Regions from separate parts of the Homo sapiens genome. Here region 2 is linked to region 1. Evidence: read pairs that join two places in POLR2A ChIA-PET (ENCODE). Cell type or tissue: K562. All regions are shown on one strand. Each heading gives the region's core, and the rest is flanking DNA. Links, peaks and the distances in the headings are about the cores only. Region 1 overlaps TTC39A (tetratricopeptide repeat domain 39A). Region 2 has its middle 17 kb from the start of CC2D1B.

Region 1 (2,808 bases), core at 30-2,529:
AAGTGTGGGTGGGATCTGAATGAGAGAGCCGCCACCACTGTGCCAGAGCTCCTGGCATTGGTCACCAGCTCTGCTCCATCCAGCCCAGCACCTCTTCTCCGCGTCCCTCTCCTCTGTTCCCCAACACACAGTGGAGAGGCCACCATCACCGCAGGAATAGATGTCACCTGGGCCAGGCAAGGTGTCCTTGGAAAAGAAAGGTCTTGGAGACGCAGGGGCAGCCTGTGGAGAAATGGGGGCCTCAGTCTCAGCCAGGTGAGGGGAAAGGTTTGGCGCTGTTGCTTCCACAGAATGCATTTTTGTCTTCTCCCAGGCTCCTGAGAGGAGCCTGACTGCGTTCCTGTCTTCACTGCCTGTCCCTGCCATATCTATCAAAGACAGATAAGGGTGCCTGCTGGCAGGACTGAGTGAAATAATGCAGTCATCAATTTAAATAAGTTGAAGTGGTAATCTCTTTGTGGCGATGGGTGGTTGGTTGTTAATGCTATTATTAAGTCAAATGGGGCGGATGTCTCCAGCCTTCCTGAGCTCTCTAGCCACCGCAGCCTCACCCCTCCATTTAGCTGGCCTTGCAGAGCCTCTGTCTTCCAAGCCCTTCCAGAACGCTTGTACCTCCTAACTGTGGTGTCATGCCTCCAGCCCTGTGTGTGTGCTGTTTCCCCTTCTTAGACTTCTTTCTCCATCTTGTTCTCAGTTTGATGGCATTTTCCTTGATGCCATCCTCCTTCCATGATGCCATCCTCCTTCCGCCCAGCCTCCTCAGTGCCCCAGGCTGAGTTAGAGGTGTCTTCTGGGCCCCTTTGGCCCCCAGTGATTCCCATGATCACAGCCCTGAGCACTGTAGCGGTCACTGCCCTGTCTGCATCTGTCACCTGTAGGCTGTGAGCTCCTGAAGAGGCAGGCCTAGGTCTGTGTCCACTCTGTGTCCCCAGAGCCCAGTCCCACGCATAGCCTAGAGCACGAGATTCGCGGGTGCTTGTGGGAGGGAAGGAGGGAGGAAATCAGCCCAGGGCTCAGCTCGCCCCCAGTCTGGGGGAGGTTACCGCAGACAGCCTCATCCCAGTTAAGCAGAAGAGGTGCCGGGGCTGCCGAGGGAAGGACTGTGCCTGTCTGCACTGACTGTCCATCCGGCCTGGATCTTTCTCTCCAGGTAGACCAAGTAGACAGGACCTTTTCCTCGGTGGGGGATGGAGGTGGTGAGGGGTGTGTGCAGAAATGGGAGGCAGGCTCTTGGCTCAGAAATTGTTTAGAGGTTGGCATAAACCACAACAATGGGCTTGACTTTCTGGGGCTGAGCTGATGGGTACTGGCTCAGGCAGAAACTTGGGTTAGAATGCATGCTTGGATGTGTGACCTTAGCTTGGATGTGTGACCTTAGCCAAGTTACCCGTCCTCTGTGCCTCAGTTTCCCCATCTGCAATAGGTGTGGGGGGGTAATAATCCCATTTCACAGGGCATTTTGAGAGCAGTCAGAGAGAATGCCAGTTAAACACCCAGGCAGTAGATGCTCACTGCTGCCTCATTGATTCATCCAACAGAGATGAATGGCTTGAACACCAGTCACTAGGCTATGCCCTGGGCAGAGACAGACACCATCCCAGCCTCTGAAGAGAGGGGCAGGGACCACATCAGGTGGGGCCTTTTAGGCCATGGAAAGGAACTTGGCCTTTACCCTAAGAGCAATGGGAAGCCAGGGAAAGATTTTAAGTCCAGAAGTGACATTTGTGGTTTTTTTTTTTTTTTTGAGATGGAATTTTGCTCTTGTTGCCCAAGCTGGAATGTAATGGTGCGATCTCTGCTCACCACAACCTCTGCCTCCCATGTTCAAGCGATTCTCTTGCCTCATCCTCCGTAGTAGTTGGGATTACAGGCATATGCCACCACGCCCAGTTAATATTGTATTTTTAGTAGAGGCGGGGTTTCTCCATGTTGGTCAGGCTGGTCTCGAACTCCTGACCTCAGGTGATCCGCCCGCCTCAGCCTCCAAAAATGCTGGGATTACAGGCATGAGCCACCATGCCCAGACAGATGTGGGTTTTAAAGATGTATCTTTGGCAATTATGGGAGAGACAGGTTAGGGGAAATAATGCTTCCAACATTCTCTCTCAAAGAAACTACCTAGAGGTGGGGATGAGTTACAACAAACATCCTTTAAAGTACATTCCTGGCCAGGTGCAGTGGCTCACGCCTGTGATCCCAGCACTTTGGGAGGCTGAGGCGGGTGGATCACCTGAGGTCAAACACCTGAGGAGTTTGATACCAGCCTAGCCAACATGGTGAAACCTCATCTCTACTGAAAATACAAAAAAATTAGTCGGGCATGGTGGTGGGCACCTGTCATCCCAGCTGCTTGGGAGGCTGAGGCAGGAGAATAGCTTGAACCTGGGAGGAGGAGGTTGCTGTGAGCTGAGATCGCACTACTGGTCTCCAGCCCGGGCAACAGAGAGACACCCTCTCCTCAATAAATAAATAAATAAAATAATTCAGTACATTCCTGAACTCCCACAGAAGTAACAGAAACCCCCTCCAGCCAAGCGTGAAGAGAGAACTGAAGTCAGGCTGGCAAACAAGATGAAGCCACAGCAACCTTAGGCTATTTACACATTTCAGAAATCTAAAGCCAGGAGTTTCAACGGCCACTCAACAGATGGGAAAGAAGGTCTTGGGCCTACACAGTTACAGTTTAAGGAGTTGGAACTTAGCATTCCCCAACTCAACACTTAAATCTGGGACCCTCCAAGGGCTACAGCCTCAGTGAATAGGAAGATTGGCTAGAAAAAAGGTCCGCCCCCACCAGCAAAGTTAGAC
Region 2 (2,808 bases), core at 135-2,634, 1.0 Mb before region 1:
CTGGATTTTGAAGCCTTGTTTTCCAAGTATTTGTGGGCAGCTCCTAAAAGACTTTGTCCCTTAAGTAAGGGCAGCTGCTTTCAGGATGAAACCATGCGACTGAGACTGGCAGATCCTGGGAGCTTGCACCTGGGTCAGCTCCACAGATGGATTCGTTTCTTCTCTGCCTCAGCTGCCCAGGCTCTAAAATGGCATCATTTCTCCCTACTTCTTAGCCCTTCTGACTACATACAATCCCTGAATTCCCATTGCCATGATTATTATTTTTGCATTATAAAAATAGAAACCGGCCAGGCACGGTGGCTCATGCCTGTAATCCCAGCACTTTGGGAGGCCAAGGTGGGCAGATCACCTGAGGTCAGGAGTTCGAGACCAACTTGACCAATGTGAAACCCCATCTCTTTTAAAAATACAAAATTAGCTGGGCGTGGTGGTGCATGACTGTAATCCCAGATACTGCGCAGGCTGAGGCAGGAGAATCACTTGAACCCGGGAGGCGGTGGTTGCAGTGAGCCGAGATAGTGCCATTGCACTCCAGTCTGGGCAACAAGAGCAAAACTCCGACCTCAAAAAAAAAAAAAATAGAAACATCATTACAAACTTGCTAATTCCAGAAACAATGTTCAGCAGGTTGATTGTTGTTTGAAATGTGTTAAATGCATAAATTATTTCCCAGGTGACCAGTTATCTAGAGGTAAACTTAACTGAAAATCTTGGGCCCACCAGTGCTCAGGAACCACTGTGGCTGGGGGAAGACAAGACGTGGGAATTTACAGAGGCATAATTTCAAATCTGTAGCCCTAGAGTCCAGTAGTTCCTCAGAAGATGTTGATAAAAATACATTGCCTAGCATTTGATAAGCATTTAATAATTTTAAAAAATTTAATAAATTACCAGAATGGCAATTCTATTCCTCTTAAGTATAGAAGGATCGCTGTATCTCAATCTTTAAGTTTACAATCCAGAAGATTTGCCTATTTCGAAATGTGGTTCAGCCCCTTGCTTTATATAATTCTTACAATATACATTGTATAAAAGCAAGGATAAACAAGGAAAACAATTAACTATCATTGGCTATTTTATGCCCAATTCCACAAATGATTTTACTAAACACAGAGGACATTTGATGCAGCTGAGAAAGGATCTGAGGGCCAGAGTTTGTCCTTAGTGGGAGAATTTAAAAGCTTGCACTGAACCAGAATAAATAAGTACAATGGCAAGCAGGAAGATAAACCACAGGAAAACAGGACCAGTCCCTGTAGAAGTTCCAGACTTTTGAGGTATGTTCAGACAAAGCTGGCTATTAGACCAAAAATAAGCTGCCCCTGTTAACAAGTGCTTCCTGTTCTTGTCAGGTTTGGAGGTAGTGGTTACCAGGGCTCGGTCCTGACAAGCTGCTGCTCTGTGGGCCAAGCTTCCCCTTAGAAGCTCTGAGTACCTCTGAGCCTGTGGGAAAGGTCACAGTAAGAGTTCTGTGCAACCACCGTCGGTAAAACCTTTGGAGAGGCAGATGTCGACTATAAGCTCCCACCTCAGAGAGCAGGATGAACCTACCCAGATGTTTCCCAGGCCAGGCCTTTAGGCCTCTGGAAAACAGCTGCTGCCGCAAACACAGCTCCACAGCCTGCTGTTGCCTCGTGCTAAACCCAGCACTAGCCACTGGGGAGCAGCCTGTCGCTGTCCCACAGGCCTGCGCTAGCTTCCAGGGAATTCTTGGAGCTGTACTAATACTGCAGAAAAACTAGTTTAGCCTTGGCTTTCAGAAGATGCCAGTGACAATGGAGTACATTGCCCTAAAGCAGTATTTTCAAAATGTGCATTGTGGAATCCATTTGGTCTAAGATCAAAATAAATTTTTAATGAAACAGAAAAAGGTCAGAGTGCATCACACATATCATGGATAAACCAGATTTTGGTTTCTAATACCACTCCCATTAAAAGAAGCCAGGGCTCCTTGCAGAAATAGCTGATTCCAGGGCTAGGGCAGGATAAGCACAAGATAAGCCTGAAGCATCTTGTTAGGATAGAAATAAAAAAGAAGTACTCAAAAAAAAAAAAAAAAAAAATAGCATATCACCAGGATGTAGGAGCCAGCTTGAAGGGTCTCTTGTCTAGCTAAAGCTGAGACCATTTGTGCACCAAAATAATGAATTGGAACCACTGAAAAAGGCCAGGCTTGGTGGCTCATGCCTGTAATCCCAGCACTTTGGGAGGCCAAGGTGGGGGGTTTGCTTGAGCCCAGAAGTTTGAGGCTGCAGTGAGCTAAGATTGTGCCACTGCACTCCAGCATGGGTGACAGAGTGAGACACTGTTTCAAAACAAAACAAAGCAAAACAACAGTCCATGAGTGTATAATGAAAATTAAATGAATAAATTGGGAAGGAAGGGCTTCTGCTTATAGTAGATTACCAAGTGCAACCTGTAAAGCTGGAGAATGCGCTAGAATTGGAAAATCATTTTGCAAACATAGTAAAAGATCAGTGCAGGTAAGAAACATCAATGCATGCTAATTTAACGGGACACTTTCATAGGCAAGAGATTTGCATGGTCTGAAAGTCTACATATACTGGTTATAAGTTCCAGGTAGGGGGATATACAGAGAAGTTGGACACCTTGACCAAGTGATCAAAATTTACCACTATCAATGAGGGGGCAGATGGATATCAAGTCATTATGGGCAAAAACACATAAACTGATTCTAAATATGAGGAAATATCAAACTGAGTTGTTTTCTGTTAAAAAAAAAAAAACAGGGTGGGGTTGGGGGTGGCTACATTCACCAAAAATATCAATGAGGCTGAGTGCGGT

What was found. ChIA-PET counts read pairs that join two places held together with the same protein. Peaks named below come from ENCODE experiments on the same cell type or tissue, not always from the same donor. Only the 100,000 strongest peaks of a DNase experiment are listed, where the experiment ranks them.
Region 2: POLR2A ChIA-PET joins it to region 1 with 5 read pairs; 1 of 35 experiments calls an interaction of 5 or more read pairs at or near these places.

The regions. Positions count from the first base shown.
Region 1 is chr1:51,324,191-51,326,998 of GRCh38, reverse strand. The region is part of intron 1 of TTC39A (tetratricopeptide repeat domain 39A); the gene reads left to right. Among named protein-coding and RNA genes, the nearest start is that of TTC39A-AS1, 4.1 kb to the left of the region's middle. In K562, for the core only: no CTCF peak of the experiment used is centred there; DNase peaks (open chromatin) are centred at 358, 613 and 1,008.
Region 2 is chr1:52,347,695-52,350,502 of GRCh38, reverse strand. No RefSeq gene overlaps it. Among named protein-coding and RNA genes, the nearest start is that of CC2D1B, 17 kb to the left of the region's middle. RefSeq lists an enhancer at 1-301. In K562, for the core only: a CTCF peak has its summit at 1,666 (motif pointing right); a DNase peak (open chromatin) is centred at 1,639.